Regions from separate parts of the Mus musculus genome. Here regions 1 and 3 are each linked to region 2. Evidence: chromatin loops called from intact Hi-C (ENCODE). Cell type or tissue: left cerebral cortex. All regions are shown on one strand.

What was found. A loop is a pair of places that touch in the nucleus more often than their neighbours do. Peaks named below come from ENCODE experiments on the same cell type or tissue, not always from the same donor. Only the 100,000 strongest peaks of a DNase experiment are listed, where the experiment ranks them.
Region 1: a loop joins it to region 2, with 3 times the contacts of the local background. A loop is called at or near these places in 17 of 42 quality-filtered maps.
Region 3: a loop joins it to region 2, with 6 times the contacts of the local background. A loop is called at or near these places in 22 of 42 quality-filtered maps.

Annotation. Positions count from the first base shown.
Region 1 is chr17:65,861,525-65,869,524 of GRCm38, reverse strand. Ralbp1 (ralA binding protein 1) reads left to right here. Exons shown (of 10, transcript NM_001198949.1): 2 at 1,695-1,993; 3 at 4,793-5,251; 4 at 7,920-8,000. The coding sequence starts at 1,750. Among named protein-coding and RNA genes, the nearest start is that of Ralbp1, 19 kb to the left of the region's middle. In left cerebral cortex, CTCF peaks have their summits at 4,638 (motif pointing left) and 6,749 (motif pointing left); DNase peaks (open chromatin) are centred at 4,632, 5,504 and 6,726.
Region 2 is chr17:65,947,251-65,955,250 of GRCm38, reverse strand. It overlaps Twsg1 (twisted gastrulation BMP signaling modulator 1), which reads left to right and starts at 4,064. Exons shown (of 5, transcript NM_023053.3): 1 at 4,064-4,184; 2 at 6,437-6,593. The coding sequence starts at 6,474. In left cerebral cortex, CTCF peaks have their summits at 2,960 (motif pointing left), 3,946 (motif pointing right) and 4,612; DNase peaks (open chromatin) are centred at 2,942, 4,017 and 4,487; H3K4me3 peaks cover 1,313 bases; H3K27ac peaks cover 798 bases.
Region 3 is chr17:65,880,917-65,888,916 of GRCm38, reverse strand. It overlaps Ralbp1 (ralA binding protein 1), which reads left to right and starts at 3,994. Exons shown (of 10, transcript NM_001198949.1): 1 at 3,994-4,239. In left cerebral cortex, a CTCF peak has its summit at 3,590; DNase peaks (open chromatin) are centred at 2,883, 3,903, 4,432, 4,592 and 1 more place; H3K4me3 peaks cover 3,061 bases; H3K27ac peaks cover 3,105 bases.

The DNA of each region.
Region 1 (8,000 bases), 86 kb after region 2:
GTGTTTGGGGCTGTGTTAAGCAAGCAAGGCAGATAGATACATGAATATATAATTCAAGTAGGTGTGTTCAGGATGCTGGAGTCTGTGGGTGGTAATGGAATGGCTTACTAGGGAAAGCCCTGGGGAATGGTTGCTCATGCTTGACTATTTTTTTTAAGCTTTATTAAGGTCTGATTTCTATACCATAAAATACCCATAAAATATTTCTGGATATGGTGACACAGGGCAATAATCCTAGTACTAGGGAGATACAGGCAGGAGGATTAGAAATTCAGGGTTATTCTTGACCACATAAAGAGTTGGAGGCCAGCCTGGGCTACATGAAACTCTATCTTTAAAAAACAAAACGAAAGAAAGCACCAGGCATGGTGGTGCATGCCTTTAATCCCAGCACTCAGGAGGCAGAGGCAGGAGGACCTCTGTGATTGCAAGGCCAGCCTGGTCTACATACCAAGTTCTGGGCCAGCTAAGGCTATGAAGAATTTATTTATTTATATATTTTTGTATTTAAGGACAGTGGCCTTAACCTTGGCGTCTCCTTGCCTCTGGTGTCAGGGTTGGGGTTGCGCGTGCACATCTCTGAGTAGCTTTTGAACATAGTAACTTAAACTCTCTATGCTTGTCTATTGTAGCAAAGCCACTTGCTGTTTAGGATTGATTGAATAAGAGCCCCTTTGTTTCAGGATAACTGCCGTACAGAATAGATCAGTGATTCCCAACATGGGAGCCATCTGATTACACAGGACATAAAATTGTAGTCTGTGAGCTGCTGTTATGTGAGCCATTAAACATCATTTTAGCCATTGTAAATATAATGATATGACATATATAAAATTTTCTTGTATACTTACGATCTTTGTAATTTGTTATTAATGGTTGCTTTGATGGAAGACAGTTTAAAAATACTAAAATTTTTATGTTGAATAACTCTAAATGAAGCCCTTTTCATTGATGAGGTTTTTTAAATTATATATATTTGTTTTGTTTTTTGTTTTTTGAGACAGGGTTTCTCTGTATAGCCCTGGCTGTCCTGGAACTCACTCTGTAGACCAGGGTAGCCTCGAACTCAGAAATCCACCTGTCTCTGCCTCCCAAGTGCTGGGATTAAAGGCGTGCACCACCACCGCCCGGCTAAAGTTTATTTATATTTTTAAAGACAGGGTCTCTCTACATAGCCCTGGCTGTCCTGTACACCTCCCCCACCCCCCCCAATCTATCTATACATACACCCACACACACCCACACACCATGCTAGCCTCAAACGCACACAGACCTACCTCCTCAGCCTCCTTCTGGGATTAAAGGCATCACTGCCACACCCAGTGATTGAATTCTTTTTAAAAGGAACTCATTATTATTTTGATTGGGGCCGGCCATCACTCTGTAGCCCTGGATAGCCTGAAACTTGCTATGTTGCTCAGGTTGGCCTCAGACTTGCAGCTCAGTTTCGGATGGTGGAATTACAGGTGCCTGCGTCTTCCTTGAGACTTCTGATTTTCTTCTGATGTGCCTGCCCAGTGCGAGAGGGTCCTAGTGCTTCAGGCTCCTGAGAACTGAAGTATATAATCCCTGGAGTGTAAGGTCACAGTGTGGTGGGGGTGTTGTCTGTAGATGCGGGGTTCACTGCTGAGTGTTCACGGTGGTTTTGCGTCTTGTTGAGTATGTGCTGACTGCCCATGTTTTCTTCCATGCAGGTGTAATGGATAGGTAACAGAGAAGACCACTTCCCTTCCTCGGCAGGGCATCAGCATGACTGAGTGCTTCCTGCCCCCGAGCAGCAGCCCTAGTGAACACCGCAGGGCCGAGCATGGCAGCGGGCTGACCCGGACCCCCAGCTCTGAGGAGATCAGTCCTACAAAGTTCCCTGGATTGTACCGGACAGGCGAGCCCTCGCCTCCCCATGACGTCCTCCATGAGCCTCCTGATACAGTGTCAGATGACGACAAAGACCATGGAAAGAAAAAAGGGAAATTTAAGAAAAAGGAGAAAAGGAGTAAGTGCTGACTCTCAGGCCTGCGCCTTGGTCTCTTGAGGGGTCTCTCGGGCGCAGCTAGCGTGATAGGCCGTAGGTACCTCCTGCTCTGACTGCAGGCTCCCGTCCTCTTCTGAAATGTATCTAGGCATGTGCTGTCCTTTAGGTCATGGTTCCTTAATTTGTCTTTGTGTCACAGATAAAGACACCAAGTTTCCAGAAAGGGTGAGTCTCCCAGTGTGCATTGTAAGAGTGGTAGCTTCAAATGGTGTATAAAGAGTAGAAGCTGGAATTTTGCTCAGCTGGTTAAACCCTGCTAGGTTTTGTGGTCATTTGGGAACTGTTGGAACTGTGAAAGAAGTTATCTGTTAGCTTTTCATTCCCGGAGTCTCTTCTTAGGGAGGATTGATTGCCTAATTATAGCTGTTTAGTATGTTAAAAGCAAATAAGGCAATTTAGTATTACTTTAAAAAAAATCATAGTATGTTAATTGCCTGGGAAGTTACAGATTCTGTGACTACTGTGTTACTTGAAGGTAGCTTGGACTGTGACCAGCACAGGACCTGGTGATGAAGCCTGTTGGACATGCCTTCTACTGCCTTAAAGGGGGTCTCCATTCCTGTCCCCAGAGCTCACGTCTTTCTTCACAGGTTGGCACTGCCTGAGTTGGAGCTTAAGAAAATGAAAGCGTTTGTTTGGTTGATTGGTTGGGTTGATTTAGTTTGGTTTTTAAGGCAGGGTTTCTCTGTGTAGTCTTGGCTGTCCTGTAGACCAGGCTGGCCTCAACTTAGAGATCAGCCTGCCTCTGCCTCCAGAGTGCCGGGACTAGGCCTGTGCCACTGCCCCCATCTTGCCCTTAAGATTTTTGCAGTTCTGGTTAGTTCAAGGCTTATGGTGTTTATGGTTAAAAGATAATTTAGAAACTATTTTTAATCTTTGTTATAAAGTAACTTGTAAGGTAGCTCTACAGAAAGCAATAGCCTTTGGGGTTATTGGAAACAGCAAGGTAAGCTGGAGGGGTGGGGGGCTCAGGTTCAGAGTGCTGCTCTTCCAGAGCACACATGACCTCCTGACCACTGGGACTCGAGCTGCAGGGACCTGATGCGTCTGGTGTAGTGTACACTGATACGGACACACACACACACACACACACACACACACACACACACACACACAAGATAACAGTAGGAAGGAAGTTGCTGGACATTGTAGTCCACACAGCTAATCACTTGGAAGGCAGAGAGGTGGGAGGATCTCTTTGAGTTCAAGGCCAATCTGAGTTCCAGGACAGTCAGAGCTCTATAGAGAGACCTTGTCTCAGGTAGGTAGGGAGGGAGGTAGAAAGTAGCCAGTCAAAAGAGAGGGGAGAGGGAGGGGAGCAAAGAGCTGTGTGCATGCATGCCGATAGACAAACTATTCTGGAGGCCAATACAGAAGCATCACCTGTGGCCAGTGTAAGCCAGCCTGGGTGTCGTGGTGAGACTCATCCCTAAAAAACAAACAAAAGCAAATTGGTGTTAGTGCAGTTTTAAAAGTGATCATTTTTATTCTTTACATTATCCTTTACATCACATTATGTAAATTATCTTTACATAAAGAATAATTACAGTCTTTATCCTGCCTAGCTCCCAAATAAATGAGACAGACTATATGATTTATTTAATCAAGCTTTACAGTACACTGGCTGAGCAGTTATTAATCTTCTTTAATCCTCTAAGGCAATCTGGCTACCTCCCAGCCAATATCCCCAGGGTACTGCATTTTAGTTCTGGTCTGCCTTTCTCTGCTCTAGGTGTGTTCACCCTTCACCTGGAGAGGGTGAAGTCTCTCCCTTCTCCCTTCTCCCTTCTCCCTTCTCCCTTCTCTCTCCCTTCTCCCTTCTCCCTCTCCCTCTTTTTCTCCCTTTTCCCTCTCCCTCTCCCTTCTCCCTTCTCCCTCTCCCTCTCCCTCTTTTTCTCCCTTCTCCCTCTCCCTCTTTCTCTCCCTTCTCCCTTCCTCTCCTTCCCTCCCCTCCCCCTTCTCTGGCTGGGAAATCCAGCCCTCTTCTCTCCTCTGCTCAGCCATTGGCTGATCAGCTTTTATTGACAAATCAGATAGTAAATTGGGAGCAATGTTGACATAACATTGAGACTGGAAATTCTTAGAAGCAGCATTACAATGGCATGTCCAGATTGTAACCAGATTTGGGGGCAGAGAAATCAGCATTTGAATAATACATGGGTCATCTTTACATAAGGACATATGCTACATAGTAACATTATGCTACAAACTAGTAATTCTGACTTGGTGTTAAGGCAGTTGGAGTCTTTGTCAGAATGCAGACATTGCTCCTAATGCATCAGATAATCATTTACATTCAGCCTTCAGTTTAAAGGAGGCTGTGGTCGGTGCTCCAGAAAGGCAAGTGATGGGTGGGGGTCATATGGGAGTGCCTGGAGCACACGAACAGTTGTGCAGTTTGTAAAGTGCTTCCAGGTTGCCCAAGGCACTGGCCCCATGTCCGTTTTTCAGGATTGATCGCATTAGTCCTCTGTGTTTACTGTTTCATGTGTGTTCATACTTTAGTGTTTCTCAGAACTCGGCTTGCATACACATACTAACTACTTACTACTTTCCTCTCAACATTGATATTGCAATGATAGCTGCTATCTGTTGCCCTCTTGTGGTCACTGAGTGTCACTACTCTATTGTCTTTTGATGATTTTGTTTTAGAGGCTCAAGAGGCCAGAGATTGGATAGCTCCTGCCAGGGGCCACCTTTTTGTTTCTCTTGTTAGGAAGCTTGTGACTAACCACAATTTATACTGCATTTCTTTGGCAGCTGAAGGCTACGCTGCCTTCCAGGAAGACAGCTCTGGAGATGAAGCTGAAAGTCCTTCCAAGGTGAAGAGGTCCAAGGGAATCCATGTGTTCAAAAAGCCCAGTTTCTCTAAAAAGAAGGAAAAAGATTTTAAAATCAAAGAAAAACCCAAAGAAGAAAAGCATAAAGAAGAAAAGCACAAAGAGGAAAAGCATAAAGAAAAGAAATCGAAAGACTTGACAGCAGCTGATGTTGTTAAACAGTGGAAGGAAAAGAAGAAAAAGAAAAAGCCAATTCAGGAGCCAGAGGTGCCTCAGATGGACGCACCGAGTGTCAAGCCCATTTTTGGGGTTCCCTTGGTTGACGCAGTAGAGAGGACCATGATGTACGACGGCGTCCGGCTGCCAGCTGTCTTCCGGGAGTGTGTGGACTACATGGAGAAGCACGGCATGAAGTGTGAAGGCGTCTACCGGGTGTCAGGTATGGGGACGTGAAGGCTGCTTGGCGGTGGCTTTAGCAGATTAGCTGCACTTGGCTTCCTAAAGTGTGCTATCTTGTAAGGAGCCTAAACCGTAGTCGCTTGCGTGGTCCCTACATGACCTCCACCATCGTGGCTGGTTCTCGTGCAGTTTCCTTCCGCGAGGTTTTACTCCCAAGCCAGTCGCAGCTTGCAGCAGCTGGGCAGAATGAAGCATGTGGGTTGTAGCGTGTAACAGGCTGAGGTGCCGAGTCTTGTCTCAGCGTCTTTCTAAGCCTAGGTGTTGGGAAGGCTGAGAGCTCTGTGAAGGAAGCTTTCAGCCAAGAGATGGCTAATGACACAGCCTGTGGTCTGTTTCCTCAGTGTGACTGAACACACAGAGAGTTGTTTTCTAGATGGTTGGGCCAAACGTGAATGTTCCTGTCAGCCTCATACAGCTATTGCAAATGTCAGTGAAACTGACAATCGGTTCATCTACACACAGTTTCTACAGGAAATTGTAGTTTATGCTCGGCTGTTATGTGTTACATATTGGGAATCTAGAACCAAGCAATATATACGTTATTTAGAAGTACAAAGATTTCTTCAAAAGCAGCATGAGTTCTGTGATAACTTGGGATTCAGGCTCCAAGGTAGGCAGTATCTGCACCTGTGTTACACTCCCATGGAGAGTGGTTTTCATGGAGCGCTTTGATCACTTAACTCTTTATGGCAACAGGTGTGTCCTGTATGTTTAGACCAAAGAGAAAGATTAAGCAAGTTTTCCATTTAATTGGCTAGTATCCTTTCTAGCACATAGATTTGATACTTGGGGTAACATTTTTATGACCCAGTAGATAAAATGCTTCATTGTTTCTATTTCATAAGAATTATACACAAGCATGCAAGGTTGATTTTTACGATTATTTTTATTGATTGATTTTTGAAGATTTAAACAGTGATAGAAGCTATTTTCCCCACACTATCTTGATAAGCATGAAGACTGGGGGGGAATGAATGTTTCTTTGAAAATTTTCTGTAGCTTTGTTCAAAAATTCTTTTGTTTCTGACCTATTTTTGATATTTGTATCTTTTGGAAAACCTCACCATTCCTAATAGAATGCCTCTTTTTTTGTGAGAGCATTCAGTAGTTGTTTCCACACTGGCAGCCTCACACCATGGCACACTATCTGTGTAGCTGTGTCTCTCCTCTACCCCACTTGTCTGACTGAGATTTGACCCAGGGCCCATGTTCTTGGGAAGCAAGGGCCCTGTCACTCACATACATCCTTGGCCCCCAACCCTGGCTTTGCTATTTGTTAATATGATAATGCCTTTTTTCCCTGGAGATGTTTGGTTCTCGTTTATATCAGTTCTAATTTAAAAATGAACTTGAAAGGGGCTGGAGAGATGTTTCAGCAGTTAAGAGACTGGCTGCTCTTCCAGAGTACCCGGCTTCAATTTCCAGCTCACAACTGTCTGTAATCTAGTTCCAGGGGCTTTGACGCCCTCTTGTGGTCTCTGGGCACCAGGCATGCCCTTGGTGCACAGATGTCTGATAAATGTAGATAAATGAAAAAGCAAACACTAGTTGAAAGACAATTTAAATAATGTTCTGTATTTGCGTCATAATACTTTCAACATTAAATGTACTTTTATACTACTCTATTCTGACTAGAATTCCTTATGAAGTTTCCAGGGTTTTTTTCAAATATTTATTTATTATTATACATAAGTACACTGTAGCTGACTAAAGACACACCAGAAGAGGGCGTCAGATCTCATTACAAAAGGTTGTGAGCCACCATGTGGTGGTTGCTGGGATTTGAACTCAGGACCTTCAAAAGAGCAGTCAGTGCTCTGACCCCCTGAGCCATCTCGCCAGCCCGAAATTTCCATTTTGTTGTTGTTGTTTTGTTTTGTTTTTCGAGACAGGGTTTCTCTGTGTAGCCGTGGCTGTCCTGGAACTCACTTTTTAAACCAGGCTGGCCTTGAACTCAGAAATCCGCCTGTCTCTGCCTCCCAAGTGCTGGGATTAAAGACCACCACTGCGCAGGCCAAAAAAGAACTCAAACTTTCAAATAGAAATTAGGTGGGTGTTGTACAATAGAGAACAATTTTCCAGGAGCTTTGTTCTGCAACATGGACTTAGTTACAAAGAAACAGCTGGGAAAGGCTAAGTGTGACAGACTGACCGAGTTTCATTTTATACTGTCTGTCTTGTTGAGGACTCAGGAACCTGGCTTTCTGTGCACAGTGCATATGCTCAGATTATAGCTTCATTTGCTCCTGAGTTATTATCTAACTGCCATTATATTTAAATTTTTTCCTGGATTAAACATTTTCATAATATCCCGTGGTTTCGGGGATGTTCCGTTTCCAGCTGTGGTTTTATGTGCTGTGTTCGTTCATACAGAGTTCTGTGACCCATCCGCAGACATGGATTCTACCAGGACGGTTTGTGCTTAGTTTTGAGAAGGGTCTCACTGTGTAGCCCAGATTATCAGACTTGAGCTGGCAGCCGTCCTCCTGCCTCAGCCTCTAGTGCTGAGATCACAGGCATGTGCCCCCAGCCTGGCTCCCAGGGCTTCTCCCCGGCTGTTCTGTGTCTGTGCGGCAGGTGTGTGTGTAGTGGTGGAGAAAGTGTGTCTGATTCTGGTATCCTCTCTCTCCTAAATTTAATGTTTTAAGGAATCAAATCAAAGGTAGATGAGCTAAAAGCAGCCTATGACCGAGAGGAGTCTCCAAACTTAGAAGAATATGAGCCTAACA
Region 2 (8,000 bases):
CACCCTCAAGAACTCACTTCCTCTGGACAGGTCCTACCTTTCTCAGTTCTCCATACCATACCTCAACATATGTTCAGGTTTTAAATCCATCAGTAGATTAAGCGACTGGCTAGCTCAGAGCCCTGGAGGTCCATCTCTGGAAACTCTCTCATAGACTCACTTAGAGGTGTATTTTACAAACTTCTCAGATGTCTCTGAATTCACGTGGACAAAATTAACTATCATACCACCGGAGAAGTTTCTCGAAAATGTCACCAGTATAAAAAAGAACACCTAGGGCCGGAAAGATGGCTTAGCAGCAGCAATTAAGAGCATTGGCTGCTCTTCAAGAGGACCTGGGAGCAATTCCTAGCACCCACATAGGCAGTTCACAACTGTCTGTAATTCCAGTTTCAAGGGATCTCACACCCTCACACAGACATACATGTAGGCAGAACACTAACGTAAATAAAAATTTAAATATTTTTGAAGGAACACGTAGATTTTTAAAATATATATATATATATATATATATATATATATATATAATGGTATTGAGGATTGTGTTTTATGTAATGTGTATAAATGTGGGACTCTGCAGGGCTCAGGGGACTAGTAGCAATAGACACAAACAGAAATAGTGTTGGGAGACAGACAGGCTTTCTTTCATTTGAAAGGCTAGACTGGGCCTGGAGCTTTCAGTGTTCCTGTGTGGTCTCCCAACTGCTAATGATTACAGGCAGGAGATACCAGCAGGAACAACATCTGTAGGATAAAATAGAACAGCCTATTATCATCCATGGTCACCATTGCTCAGGCACACATGTATTGTTTCTATGCTCAGAAGGGTGGAATCTAAAGTGAAAGCAGATTCGTAAATATCTAAACAAGTTTGAACCTACCGTGACGGGCAGCAGCGATCCATGTCATGTTTGTGAAGGGCACATGTAAATATTTCAGTGGTCCTTGAGAGTCATTTTGCTGAAAGACACTGTCTTGTGGTCGGTGCCTAAAGGGCAGTTTATAGCAATCCTGCCTACATTGTTCCTACTTAAAGCAGAGTCCACAGTCCCTTGAAAGACACTGGCTTTCTGCCTTTGTCCTCTTTCTGCTGCAGCAGCGATGGAGATAACAGAGCAGAGAGGAGAATTGAAGAGTGCGGTGTGCTGCTAAGGTGCTTGCCACCCCCACCCCACCCCACCCCCACTTCCTGACTCAAGCTGGTTGGAGAGGCTGAGAAACTGAAGCTCCTCTGACTCAAAATCTGTAAACTCAGCTGATTTGATCCACTCAAGAAAGAAAAAAAAATGAGTTTGTAATGTCTTAACCAGAAGCTGGCAAAGAGGTGTTCCCATTTTCACTGGGTTTTTGTTCATGCTGGGACCCCTCACCTGGCCTCCTATGGCTAGCAATGAGGTTAGAACCAATCAGAATTGGGTCAAAAGCCCCAGTTCCCAAGAGTCCTTGTGGACTAGGCTCAGGGCCCCATCCCCACCTCCATCCCAGAAAACTAACGAAAAAGAAGCTGGTGGTAAAGTCAAGAAAAGAGCATTGTTATTACTATTACTTATTATTATCATCATCATCATTATCATAAAGGGCATGATCACACTGGCAAATGCAGAGGCCTGATGATCTAAACACTGTTTCAGAGTGTTCTCAAGAGTCTCCGGGTTGTACAGGGAAAAGAGGCAGAGCCCAAGTTTCCCTGGTGGGTCCTGATGCTCTCTTTGATCTGGATGTGTTCTCATTCGTGTGACCTTGGGCCATCATTTCAGGGTCCATCACGCAGGGCGTTGTTGGCGTCACAGAAATCTCCCTTGTTTAGGCGCAGCATTAGTCCTTTGTCGCAGTATGTCCGTCCGTCCGTCCAGCCTGTTGTTCTGAGGATCCAACATGGAGTAGAAAGACTCAGGAGACCTCACAGGACAGGGAGGAAACGAGAGAGAAACAAAACAGAGTTCGCATCAACAGTGGCTGAGCATCCTTACAAGCCACATGGTCCAGCCCACTGCGGTGGGTATTGGGCACAAATAGGGGCTCCTTACAGAGCCACCAGCATGGATGGAGCTCCAGGATGACGAGGAGTGTTTGATCCAGGGCTCCTGAAACCCAAGTCCCTTGGCGTCCCTTCAGGGTGGGTAAGCTGACAAATCACATAGTTCCCTACATGGGAAGCAGACAGAGAACGGGGTCCAGTTTATCAAACTTCAAAGTCAGCCCCCAGTGGAGTATCTCCCACCCCTCAGTCTTTACAAACAGTGCCACTGACTGGGGATATGTTCAAACACACAAGCCTACGGGGATAGTGTTTAATCCATCACAGTTTTATTTTTTTAAATGCACTTATTAAAATAAATGTTATCTATGTAACTATGTACTGGGTTTAATGAAATAATGAGCAATTTTAACTAAAAAAATTTAATTTCAAATATTGAAACGATACACATAACCTCTTTGAAACACTCCATGTTTTCAACAGTATAGAATCCTGTGAACAAGAGGTTTGGGAGTCAGTGATCTACAATAGCATTTTAAATGGTTGGACTAGCCCACTGATGTAGTGGATCGTAATCTCTGTAACTCATAAATAATGCTGAGAATAAGATCCGTAAAATTTAATAGGTGTAGACCCTTGTTTTCTTAGGGTAGTTTTCAGGGGAGCTTCATTTAATGTGTGGGATGTATATGCACCTATTAGTGTGTGCATATGTGCATGGCTGGTGTATAACATACTCTTATGTCATCCTATATTTAAAATAGTGTGTACACATGTATGTATGTATATGCACGCGCACCCAAGCGTGTGTATGTGCACTTGTGCACATGTGTGTGCACACACGTGTATATATGTGCGTGTGTGTGTATGTGTGTACTTGCATGTGTGTGTGTGTGTGTTTGCACTCCTTCTGTGGCACACATGTGGAGATCAGAAGATGACTTGCAAGAATTGGCTCTCTACTTCCACCTTGTGGATCTTGAGGCTTGACTATAAGGCTTGGTGGCAGCTAAATATAAGGTCATCAGGTTTGGTGACAGATGTCCTTATGAGCTGAACCACCACCTTGGGTGGCTTTCTTACTTTTGATTTTCCTAAACAGGGTTTCTCATGGCACCTGGAGCTTTAGTGAACCCAGAAATCCTCCTATGTCTACCTCCTTCTAGGGCTGGGTTTCATATATCAACCCCTGTGCCTGACATATGAACATATGGGCATATGAATCTGAACCCTGGTCTTTTACTAACTGATCCATCTACTCAGCCCCCGATTTTTAAAGAAAACCTATGCTTACTTTACAAAATGTATTAATACCAGCACTATGACCCACATTAGCTAGTAATTTATTACTATCCATCTCAGCCAATTTTTTCTAGGCTGCTGCCTCCCAGTAAACCAAGGAGAGTTTAAGACACTTCCTAGGTTAAGAAAGGGTTTGACACTAGGCCATTGCTCCCAAAGTGAACTGGCCATGTGGGCTCCAACTCAATGGCTGTGGAATATTGCTGGAAAAGCAATGGTTATGGTAAAGACCTAAATGTACTTTATTTGTGGGCTACTGGTGGGATAAGCCCCATCTTCCTAAAGTTCAAGACTCAATGACTGGTCAAGCCAATACTGACCTGACCTCCGTTCCAACTGAGGCTTCTTCCAGTTGGTCTCCCTCCCATACCTAGTGACATTCCTGAGCAGGATTCACTGCTGCCTTCTCTCCTTTTTGGCAGTGCCAGGCTTAACATTTTTATGAATTAGTGACTGAAGTGTGGGACAGATCCGTATCCAGTGATCCCTAGGTGCTTAAACACGTATTTAAAATGAACCTTGCCTCGCACGTCAAGTATCAGTCCTGTTCTATTCATCTGCCCTGTGCCTCATTCTTATATCCAGTAAGGAGGACAAATCAGCTTTGTGGCAGAGCTGCTGAACCGAACCGCAGGGCACAGCGGCTGGCAGCAGAGGTAAGCCGCCCAACAGGTGGCAGCAGACCAGACGGCTGATGGGCGGGGCCCGGCTCCGCGAGAGGCCGGAGCGCACACACCTGGGGGCGTGGCCGAGGGCGTGCCCAGCCCGGGCTCCAGGGGGCGTGGCCTGCAGCCCGGCGCGGGCCTGGGAGCGGCCGGGGACAGCGCGGGCCTGTGTGTCCGCGGCGCCGGGGTTCGCGGGAGCTGCTTGGAGGCTCGGCGGCCGGGAGGAGGCCGGGGCCACGGTGAGCGAGCTCGGGCGCGCGGGCGGGCGGCATCTAGGAAGCCAGGCCGCGGCGCTCGGCGGGGATGCGGGCGCCGAGAGGCCCGAACGGCGGGGACAAAGGGCCGCGGTGCCACCGCCTTCGGAACCTCGGGTCCGGGCGCTGGTGTGGGGTGTCGCGCTCCTCCCCCGCGGTCACCTGGATTCCCGGAGGACGGCGGGAAGACGCTCGGGGCAGCCGGGGGTGTCTGTGGGTCCCCGCGGCCGGCAGCGGCGACGGGGCCGCACCGGCTGTGGGCAGGATGCCCAGGGAGCCGGCTGGGTCCGCAGGGAGCGGGCGAGAAAATGGGATTACTAACGGTTCCCCGCCGGCGGGCAGGAGCTCTGGACTTTCTGTTTCAGAACGGAGTCATACCCCATGCAGAGCCTGTGGTGTAGCGCCATCTCCTAGTTTTGTAACCAGCAGGGTCCACTTTCTAACCGGCCCTACATCAAAATTGTATTTTATTGTTTTGAGGGGATTTATTTTGACTCCTTTAAAATAAAATGCATGCGTCTGTATGCGTATGCACACTTTTCGTCTTGGCACTGCTATAGGGGCCAGAAGAGGGCATTGGATGCCCCAGAGCTGGGCTTGCTGACCCTTGTGCCCTGCCAGTGTGGGTGCTGGGAACCGAACTCGGGTCCTCTACAAGAGTAGCAAGTGCTCTTAAGACATTGAGCCATCTCTCTAGCCCCTTATTTTTATCGTTAATTTATCTAACTTGGAAGTAAAGCTGGCCTGCAGTTCATTATCCTCCTGCCTTGCTTGCCAAATGCTGGGATCACAGGCGTGTCTCATCAGGCCCAGCTATTATTTAATTGATTTTGTTGGGAATTTGTGTTTTAGCCTTAAGAAATTATATCTTTAAAATTTTAGTGGGTGCGCGAGCGTGTTTATGCGCACACAAGCATACCTGTGCACCTGCGCCATGGTGTGTATGCCAAAGGACAACTTTGGAGGGAGGCAATTCTCTTCCTTTTTTTTTTTTTTTTTTTTCCTGGTTTTTCGAGGCAGGGTTTCTCTGTGTAGCCCTGGATGTCCTGGAACTCACTCTGTAGACCAGGCTGGCCTCGAACTCAGAAATCCGCCAACCTCTGCCTCCCAAGTAGAACTTAGGCTTTCAGGCATGTCAGGCAAGTGTTGTTAGCCACCTAGCTATCTTGCCAGCCCCCACTTATAACCCCTGTGAGAATTTGTGCTGGTGCCCCTCTGTTTTCTTTCTGTACTGTGATACTTCTTAAGAACAGAAGAATCTACCGTACTAACAGAATATCTTCCCATTTACCTACAATTCTTAATGCAGTTAAGAATGGTTGTGGTTCCTGCGCCTCTCCCCCAAGTCCTTTACCAACAAAGTGAGATAATCACCAGAATAATTTTCCTTCACAGTTTTGCTTTGATGCTCAGATTTTGAACATTGGAGCTGAAGGTGTAGTTCATGGTAGAAACCTTGCCTCACACACGCGAGGCCCTGGATTTCATCTCCAGCTGCACGTGTGAGCACCTACAGGGTGCTTTAACGTAACGCAGAAGTAATAGCTTTAAAGATGTATTTTTATTGTTTTTAATTATGTGTGTGTGAGCGTGTGTTCCGTGTTCAGGTGCCCCAGGAAGTCATAGGGTTCAGCGCCCCTCCCCCCGAAGCTAAAGTTACAGGTGATTTCGAGCTGTCCCAGATAGGTGCTGGGAACCAAACTCAAGTCTTCTGAAACTGCAGTAACATACTCCTAACCACTAAAACCATCTCTCCAGCCCCGGTGTGGGTGGGGCTGGCCTTGAACATGCCTCCTGAGTCCCTGCCTCCTGAATCCCTGCCTCCTGAGTCCCTGCCTCCTGAGTACCGGAATTTAAAAAGGCCTGCACCACCACACCTGGCAGTATTATTAGTTCTTACATAAATTATTTTAAATTGAATATGATGTTGAAACTTGAGTTGTAGCGCTACAGTTGGATCCTTTCGGATGGCTGGGACCTCAGCAGTGTTAACTAGGATTTTAATCATCTCCATGTCTGAGTAGTTTGCGGTTCATTCTTTAAAGATGGCCACCCAAGCCTGAATGTTTGAATGTTTAAGTGATCTTTGAGAATGTTCCTCAAATGATCCCTCAGGGGGTTGGACACAAGCAAGTGACTCTTGACTTATATTCCATGTTTTTTTGTTTGGTTTCGTCTTAGTTTGTAACCTACCACTTGCCTTTGAATTAAAGTTTCTCGTTGCTTTGTTTTTCTAGCTTCTTGGAAGCTACTGAGTGACTTCTTTGAAGAACCATGAAGTCACACTATATTGTGCTAGCTCTAGCCTCCCTGACGTTCCTGCTGTGTCTCCCCGTGTCCCAGAGCTGTAACAAAGCACTCTGTGCCAGCGATGTGAGCAAATGCCTCATTCAGGTAAGGATTCAAGGTACCTTCGTTAATACTGAAACATACTGTGTGCAGGTAGATACTATAGGGATATATCAAAGCAGGTACACACACCGTCTGAGCAGTGGGCCAGGGTCGGCGGTACCGAACTTTGTTTTTTATCTTTATGGCTATCTTCCATCCGACCAAAATTGGTTCAAGAAGTTCAATCTGCAGTATGCTAGTCTGCTGTATAAGCTGTTATGGGTGATGAGTGTACTACTGTCTACAATCTAGCTTAGATGACAGAGTCTTAATAACTATATTTAGAAGACTTTTAGCCTGTCAGTTAATAGATAGATTATTACATATAACGTATTATTTTCCGGTTGCTGTGTAACAGATTATATCAAAACCTAGCAACTACAGCCAAAATACATTATCTCGTGAAGCTTCTCAGGGACTCAAGTCTGGGAGGCAGTGTGGCTGGGTGGTTCCGGTTCAGGCTCACTCATGTTGCAGGCAGATTGTTGGCCAGGACTATAGACTCTTCTCCCAAGTATGTGAAAAATGATCCTTTCCAATGGAAGCGAGGCAAACCCATGTAATTACCTGTCGTTTTGCTGAGATGAAAAGTGACGGTCATTTGGTGACGTTCCTGTAGCTGGGAAATGGTTGTGGGTTTGACCTGTTCTGACCTGTTTCTGGCTGCTAAGCCCATGACTCTTTCACTCAGCATCCTGGTTACTATTCTCCATGATGTTGTGACAGTGACAGATAAATTATGTAGCTTCTCTCTCCCCATCCCTCCAGCAGTCTTTCTTCTCTTTGAGGGGGCCATGTCTTTTGTGTCCTCCATTCTAGGTGCTGACCATGGCCCCACGAAATTTATCAGCTATGCGTACAGGCTGAATATGTGTGAAATGTTTATGGCCAAAGTGTTTCACATTTTGAAATTTTTAGAATTGCATAAATATATATGCCAATATGTATGTATGTATGTATGTATAAGGCAAATATACATTTTACACACACACACACACACACACACACACACACACACACACGTATGAAATTACCTTAGTTGTGAGACGCAGTCTAAAGAGTAAACCTATTTGCTTGCCGTGCGCTTTGCTTTGCCTGGGAGTGACCTTCTGCAGTATTTTTAGCTGTTTTGACTACAACGCCTCATCGGCTGTCAGATGTGGAATTTTCCACTTGTGATGTCATGTTCATGCCCAGGAAGGTTTAGGGTTTTGAGCCTTTCAGATTACACGTTTACAAAGAGAGACACACAGCCTCTGTTAGCTTTCCATGTAGAGTGAGTCCACCAACTTTGGCTCTAATTCTCGCTTGAGACTACAATCATAAGTAATTTTATAGATCAAGGATTTTTATTTTTTGTGCCTATTCCTGATATTTTCCTCCTTTTCATTAGTAATTTGAATTCTAGTT
Region 3 (8,000 bases), 66 kb after region 2:
TTAAATTTCTATCAATATACAATACTTCAGACAAAACAATATTAAATTTCTATCAATAACCACTAGTTAAACAAAAAAAAAAACCTTAAATTTCTATTGATATACAATAATTCAAACAAAACACTTCTAAATTCTTATCAATCCCTGATGATAACCAATAACAACCTTCCATCCTGGATGATAACAAATATAATACATCAAATGACCAAACCTATCCACCCTGATTTAAGGGGCTAGGGTGATGATCTTTGTAAAATTGCTTCTGCTGAACTGGGGTGAAGAATTCCTCTAGAGGTCCCAAGGAAGAAAATGGTTACTTGGAAAAAGCTAGCTGTAGCATTTATTGGCCAGTCTCTGTGTCTTTCCAGTCTTTGTGAGATCTATCATTAAGTCTAGCTAGCCCTTTTGAACTTGATTTACATGCACTTTGGAGAGAAATCAGTAACTGAGACAGCTTGTGAGGGTGAATCACCTGGGATATTTTTTGTGAAGACATTTAGGTCTCAGCTGATCAGAGGTTTTCCCTGGTCAGACCTAATCTTTATAAGTTTTGTTGGTATCCATAGTTTTTCATTCTCTGTAGATACATACGCATAGTCACATCCCCATCTTAGCACGATTGCAGGTTTCCATTCTTATGTCAACACATCCTTATGGTATATTGGCCGACCTAGTTCCTCAGGGTTTTGTTGTTGTTGTTTTTGTTTTGTTTTGTTTTTTTTTTCCGATAACCCAGTGAGTCTCACTCAGCTGCTGCTGTTCCTTTTTCACCAACATTAAGAAAATTGAGAGTTAGCAACACATTGTTTAGTTGGCCCTTGGGGATTTTTGCTCTCCCTTTTTGTTTAATAAGCATCTCTTTTAAGGTACAGTTGGCTCTTTCTGTAACTGCTTATCCTGTGGGATTATGTGGTATACCAGTTAACATGTTTTATATTGTAATATTCAAAGAATTGTTGCTTCTCATTATATACATATGAGGGAGCATTATCAGTTTTAATTTGTGCAGGTATCCCCATAGTGGTCTATCAAACTTTGGAGTACCTTCTCATTTTTTTTTTAATTAGGTGTTTTCCTCATTTACATTTCCAATACTATCCCAAAAGTCCCCCATACCCACCCCCCCACTCCCCTACCCACCCACTCCCCCTTTTTGGCTCTGGCGTTCCCCTGTACTGGGGCATATAAAGTTTGCAAGTCCAATGGGCCTCTCTTTCCAGTGATGGCCGACTAGGCCATCTTTTGATACATATGCAGCTAGAGTCAAGAGCTCCGGGGTACTGGTTAGTTCATAATGTTGTTCCCCCTATAGGGTTGCAGATCCCTTTAGCTCCTTGGGTACTTTCTCTAGCTCCTCCATTGGGGGCCCTGTGATCCATCCAATAGTACCTTCTTGTTCTTAACTAACACACACACACACACACACACACACACACACACACACACACACACAGGCATATGCACACACACACACACACACACACACAACTGAACTGTGCTTGTAAATGCATTTGTAGCCTTATCCCTGTAAATATTGAATAGCGTTGTAATCCAAATTACTAAAGTAGGTGTATTGGGGGAGATAAAAAAGTTTGTTTGCATGTACATGATGTGTGTGTGCTGGGATGAAGGGTTGGCATATGGAAAGGAGGCGTCTTACATATTTCATGTGATTAAGTCAATTATTAGATTAAAAAGTGCCAATAACTGGGAAGGAGCTAAGCTTTGATCACACTTAAAGTGCTCATACATTAGCCTGCCAAAGATCATGGGTGTTAATGGAGGTTATCAGACTTCTGGGACAGGGCTAGCACCTTTTCCCTTGTAGAACAGTGGTTCTCAAACTGTGGGTCACCACCCCCTGGAATCAAACGACCTTTTCACAGGGGTCACTTAACACCACAGAAAAACATATATTTACATTATAAATCGTAACAGTAGCAAAATTACAGCTATGAAGTAGCAATGAAAAGAATGTTCTGGTTCGGGTTGCCACACCATGAGGGACTGAATTAAAGGGTCGCAGCGTAGGTGTAGAGCAACAAGTTTTATGTTCACATCGGCTCTCCTTATCCTCAGTCCCGTGGGGGCGATGCAAGTCAGTTCAGATGAATGTTGCACAGGCAAAAGGTTTGCATCACAGCTGAAGAATGTTTGGATCCGGAAGTCTTGTGCTAGAGCTGTAGCCCAGTGTTTGCCTAGCATTGCTAAGGCCCTAGGTTCAATCTGTAGAACTGAAAAACAAACAAACAAACAAACAAACAAACAAAACCAAACTTTTTATAACGGGCAGCAAATAGACCTGCCTACCTTCTGTCCCGGAACACATTGCATTTGTTTGACATTATTAGCTTCATCCTCTCCCTGAGTTCTCTTCTGTTTAGCTTTTCTCTGATAGGAGACAAAAATGGTTCCTCCTTTTGCAGACCTCAAGTACTTCACTGCACCAGAACAGAGAGGAAGCTTCGGTTTAGTGGAAGCCTCGGTCTGTCTCTGTGGGTTATTGGCTCTGGTTGGACATGATGCCTAGTTCTAAAACAGTTACCAGCGGAAATGGTTATGTGGTGTTCCTTAAGGGGGAGGGAAGACTGCTGAGAAACAGCCAATAAATATGCTCTTTATTTGCACCTCCATTAGCACAAATAAATAATAAAAAAAAGTGTGCATAGATTACTCCTGGATTGGCTCACGTAAACGCGGCACTTAAAGGCTCTGCAGAAACTATGGCTCAGAAGGAAGTCAGTCTTCACTCTTGCTTTTCCCTCTCCCTTGCTGTGTCCCCCACTTCTCTGCTTTCAGCCTTATTCACTTCCACGGTGAACGAGTCACGTGATGTTACACGTAAATTACTCAGTTAAAAAAAAAAAAAAAAGCCTCTTTCCCCACCTCATTATCCCATATGTCAATTCCAGGGAAGGCTCCATAAAGCCCCGCTCAGGCAGTGCTTATCCCTTGACCAAATCAGAACTGCCAGCGGGAAGGAGTAATTTAACTGGCGTACTCACAGGCCATCTTCTCATGGAGGCTGTTTTATTGCTACAGGGGTTGTGGAAAGGTCCCTCTAGGACCTCAGTGTTCCACTGGGAGTGACTCTTTTGCACAAGGGGATGGACTTGTCATATTTGAGCAAAGATGGCTTGGGAGTGTAGCACACGATGGATCAGTGAAGAAGCAGACACTAGAAATCTCATCTCTCTTCTGACTGCCAATGTCATAAACCCAGAATAATTCCATGGAGTGCTGTTTATTACAGTATGCACCAGCCAACACGTTTTCCGTCCTTCGTGGGGGACTTCTGGAGGATACGCAGCTGTTTCTATTTGTAAGCTGAACGTGATGCTGTGCGGCTTTAACTCGGGTATGGATTGCTAACTGCGGAGGCAAGTGGGTGGGAGCCAGCAGTTTCCCGCAAGTCAACACACTTCAGGGGTCCTGCGGATTGCCCAGCCCTGGCCCCAGAAGCCTCCTTTCTCCAAACCCCCAGGCAAGAATTCTCCAAAGGAAGATCTCCGCCCAAAGAAGGCCAGCAAGGTGCTCCGCCCAGAGGCGGGGTGGGTCAGCAGCCCAGGCTGGTTTAACTGGTTGGAACCACTTAAAGTACGCAGACGCTGGGGGGAAAAGTGTCACTCTCAGTAGCTGCGGACACCAGGCCAGAGCTTGGGGAGGAACGCGCTTTCTTTCCAGCAGAGCTCCGCAGGGCTCCCACACTGTTTTCACTTGGATTCGCTCCGGTAGGTGTGTGTGTTCCACTCGCTCCCCAGAACACTGCGCAGGCGCCTGCAGAGCCTTAGCGTTTGGCGCATCCTCTCGCGGGTTCCCTGTTCCCCCTTAACGAGTTCCAGCTCGGGAGGCGCGGTGCTTTCTGGGCGTTGTGGTTTATGTCGGAGACAAGGGCCCTACAGCAGCGGGGCGTTGGGTTAACTAGAACTACAACTCCCGGCGTGCCCCACGCGAGGACGCGGGGCGTTTGCCCTAGCCGGCCCTAGCCGTCACGGCCAAGGAGCCGAGGACCCGGGAAGCCGGCTGCGGCGGGAGGAGGGCGTGCGCGTGCGCGCTGGGCCGGCTCGTCCTGTTCTGTCCCAATCATTGTAAACAGGCGAAGGCTGGGCGGGGTGGGAATGGGGCTCCCGCGGCCGGCCCGGGGTGCAGCGCAGGAGGCGGCGGTTGTGGCGGAAGCGTGAGTGCGAGGAGGCGGCGGCGGCTGCAGCGGAGCGGACGGTCGCTCGGCGGCAGGCACTGGTCAGTGGCGGGGAGCGGACGCTCGCGGGGGTCGCAACGCTGCGGCGGTGTCCGTGGGAGCCGTCGGGCGCCCGGCCTCGCGCCCGCGCCTGTCACGCAGCGTGCCGGGCTTGGGATCCCGGGCTCGGAATGGGAGTTGGGGGTGGGGGGCGTGGCCGCCCCGCCTTACGTTGTCCGTGAAAGCTTCACCCCGGAGCTTGCTCCTTTGGGGTGGGTCACGCCGCCTGCCCGACAGGCCTCCTTGGGAGCACCCGGGTGTGTCCTGTGTTGCTCTGGGACCCAGAGGCTAGTTGGGAGTCCAGCTGCTTCCTCGGACCCTTCCAGGCCTCGGGGCATCCCTGCGGGCCACACCTGGCCGGAGCTGCGGCCGGGGACTGGCCTGACGCAAGCCTTCCGGTTTATGGGTCGCATCTGCCTCGCGCATCTGGCTCGCCCACCTGTCTCCGTGTTTGCCGGGTAGAGTCGGGGGAACAGCTCCTGTTGTCGCCCGTGGCAGGCGTTGGGCAAGGGGACGACCCTGTTTGCAGTGGTACTTGTTCCAGGGTTCAGAAGTGTTCTGTCTGATCTGGAGTTAGGAGCTCCATTCTCAACGGCGTTTTCAAGCGTTTTCGTACCAGAGTGTTCTCAGTCGAGGCCAGCTTTCTTTTTCCATCTTTTAAATATGTCGTTGTGAAACAGGTTTGACGAATTACTCCACTTTCCAGTCTCCTGAAGTAGGTAGGGCTGGTTCAAGTTTGGAGATTATTACAAGGATTCTTCCAGAGAGAGCAGCGTGCGTACCCTAAGGTTTTTAGAGATCACAGCTGTTTTCATTAGAGGTCTGTGCTTGTGACAGAAGTGCTATAGTGTGGGCATTGAGCTGTTGCACTGCCCAGCTTTGGTGGTGTTGATGGAACGGGGGTGGGCTAACACTGGTGCTTTGGGGTAGCATTACCTATACTTGGCCGTTATTAACAAAGTACTCAGTGATAAGTTATAAGCCTACTTTTGGTTTAGTGTTCAGACAGCACTTTAAGGAAAGGTCCCATCACTTTCTGTAGTAGGAATTATCTCGATGATTTCAAGGTCCTGGATGTCTTCTTCAAAATGAAGAACTCCTGTTAGTGGTGTTAGCATTTTCAGAGGTCTGCAGTCAGTAGAGTGCTTCTTGTTTTTCAGTGTGTCCCATAGACCCAAGAGAGATAGGTTAGTTTAATAGCAGTTGCTGTTAAGTAAATTTTAAAACGAAGTATCTAGAAGCCAGCTGGTGGTGGCACACACCTTCAGTCCCAGCTCTCTGGAGGCAGAGCTCTGTGAGTTTGAAGTCAGCCTTGTTACAGAGCGGGTTCCAGTATAGCCAGGGCTAAACAGAAATCCTGTCTCAAACAACAAACAAACAAACAATCACAGAGAATCTAGAAACAAGTTACAATAGCTGAATTTGCTGTCTTTTTCAAAATGTGGTTTCTCATAATAAGTTTACAGGGACCATTTTCCTCGTAATTTGGAGAGACCGAAGTGGTGTTTTAAAAAGTGTGTACTGGCGCTGGAGACAGGACTCACTGGTTAAGACGTTTGCAGTGTGACTCTTGGAGAGTTACAGAGTTTGTTCCCCAGTAACTGTTCCCAACTGCCTGTAAGTCCAGCTCCCAGGAAACCCAAGACCTCTGGTCTCCACAGGCAATGGCCCTCCTCCCCCCATAATTAAAAATAATAAAAAATTTTAAAAGTGAATATTAACTTTATTTTGTACAGTTACACTTGCATAGTCACAGCTCGGGAAGAAACGATTAGGTCCACAACAGTATCCCAAAGTATGTTCCGTTATTTTCTTTTTTTGTGGTGGTGGGGGGTGGACAGGGGTGTCAGGGTCTCACTGTGGAGTCCTGGCTGGCCTGGATCCTTCTTCCTATGTGGATGCTTGAACTGAGAACACATAGAGCTTCCTGCTTCTGGCTCCTAAGTGCTAGGATTGGATGTATGCCCAGCTATTCTTTTCTTTTAAAAAGAAAGTTCCTGATAGACTTTATGCTAATATAGGTAAGACAGAACATGGGGAAATGCAGATGATTTAGAATAAAGGGGTTACTGTGTTTAGGTTCTCTGCTAAGTAAAGAGAGTTTGAAGGACATGTTAGGAGAGCACTCAGCCACTGTTTTACAACACTCAGCTTGCAAACTACAATATGTTTCTAAGATTCTGTAGAAAATATGGGGGTTCTGTGACTATATGCAAGATGTAATACTCAAGAGAAACAATGGAAGAGGGCAGAAGATAGAGGAAGGACATATATGTAAGTAGCGATGAAAATAAAGGTTGGGAATGCTCAGTGGAAGATACTTAACACTGTATAATCAATCAGCTGAGCAGCCTTAGAGATGATGGACAGTCATGTAGGGAATGGTGCAAGCAGAACTGTGTAAAACGAGCTACGTAGACTGTGTAGTAGGATCTGCAAGGGTAGATCTGCAAATATAGCTGCATGAGGTGGTGGAGAGACGTGAAACTGGGGGGATAGTCTGTATACCATCAAAGCTGACTTCGGCTTTGCCCTGCTAGCAAATGGGAGTCATTGAGACAGAACGGAGAGGGGTGGGAGTAGGAGAAAGCCTAACCTATGCTGGCCACATTTAACCCTCTGTTGTAAGTGTCCTTAAGGATCAAGCAGAATTAATTGGAAAAGGTGCGTAACACTAAAGGAGTCAGACAGAGACTTGTGGGAAGCATTTCAGACCAGTGTGTTGTTTCTGTAGCTGTAGTGTTGGCTGTGCCAGGAGCGGAAGGTGAGGCTACGCAGGTGAGTCTTTAGAAACCGAACACTATGCTGAGGATTGTAGCTGCCTGGCCCCAGGTCATAAAACAGTTTGTGGGATGAATTGAAGAGTGTAGCCTTCAGAGTACAGAAAGGGTAGATGAAATTGAATATGGAATGGGTTTAGAAAGTCTTCATTATTCTCAATAACTGAGGTGAGAAGTGGGGTCTAAAAAGAATAGAGTGTCAGGATACAGAAGGCAGAAATACTTAGAGAACAGACTGAATAGAATTTAGTAAAAGTTGGTTATGGAAAGCGAGGGTGACTTGCATTCCATCCTGGGTCCCTGAGAAAGCAAACGGTAAGATAGCCTGAGACAGAGACTTGAGGAAGTGCAGTGAGTTTGAGGAGGAATCACGTGCTAGCTTCTGGCATGTTGAGTGGATGTTTTTGTGAATGTCCAGGTAGAGTTTGTGCGCTGTCATCCTTTTAGTTGTGAGTCTTAGGCTTTAGTGGCTGAGCTGTCTCTCCAGTCCTGTCACGTTTTATTGTAAATGGAGACTGAAGCCTCTGGTTTAGGGACTACCACACAGGAAGCGTTTGCCAACAGCAAACAGCTCCGGGAATAGGCCACAGAGCTCAACATAGGAGGGTATGCTGGAAGGTGACCTTCAAAACTGTTTGGTAGTGTTGAGGCATCCATGAGGAGGTCCTGCCGTAGAAGCCAAAATAGGGTCTGTCTCATTCTGTAGACCATGCTAGGCTTGACCTCAGAAGGAATGCCTCTTTCTCCCTCAGCCTTCTAAATGCTGGGGTTAAAGGTATGAGTCACTGCGTCCAGCTGATAGGGTCATTTTATTAAAAGGCTACTAGTCTTTCCAACTAACTCCAGGAAAAAAATTAAGAAGAAAACACCGACAGGTGTGGGGTCAAATGGCTATAATCCCAGCACTTGGGAGAGGAGACTACCACAGAAAGTTGGAGACTAGAGAGCAAGATCCAGCTCAGAACACAAAATAAAACATCCGT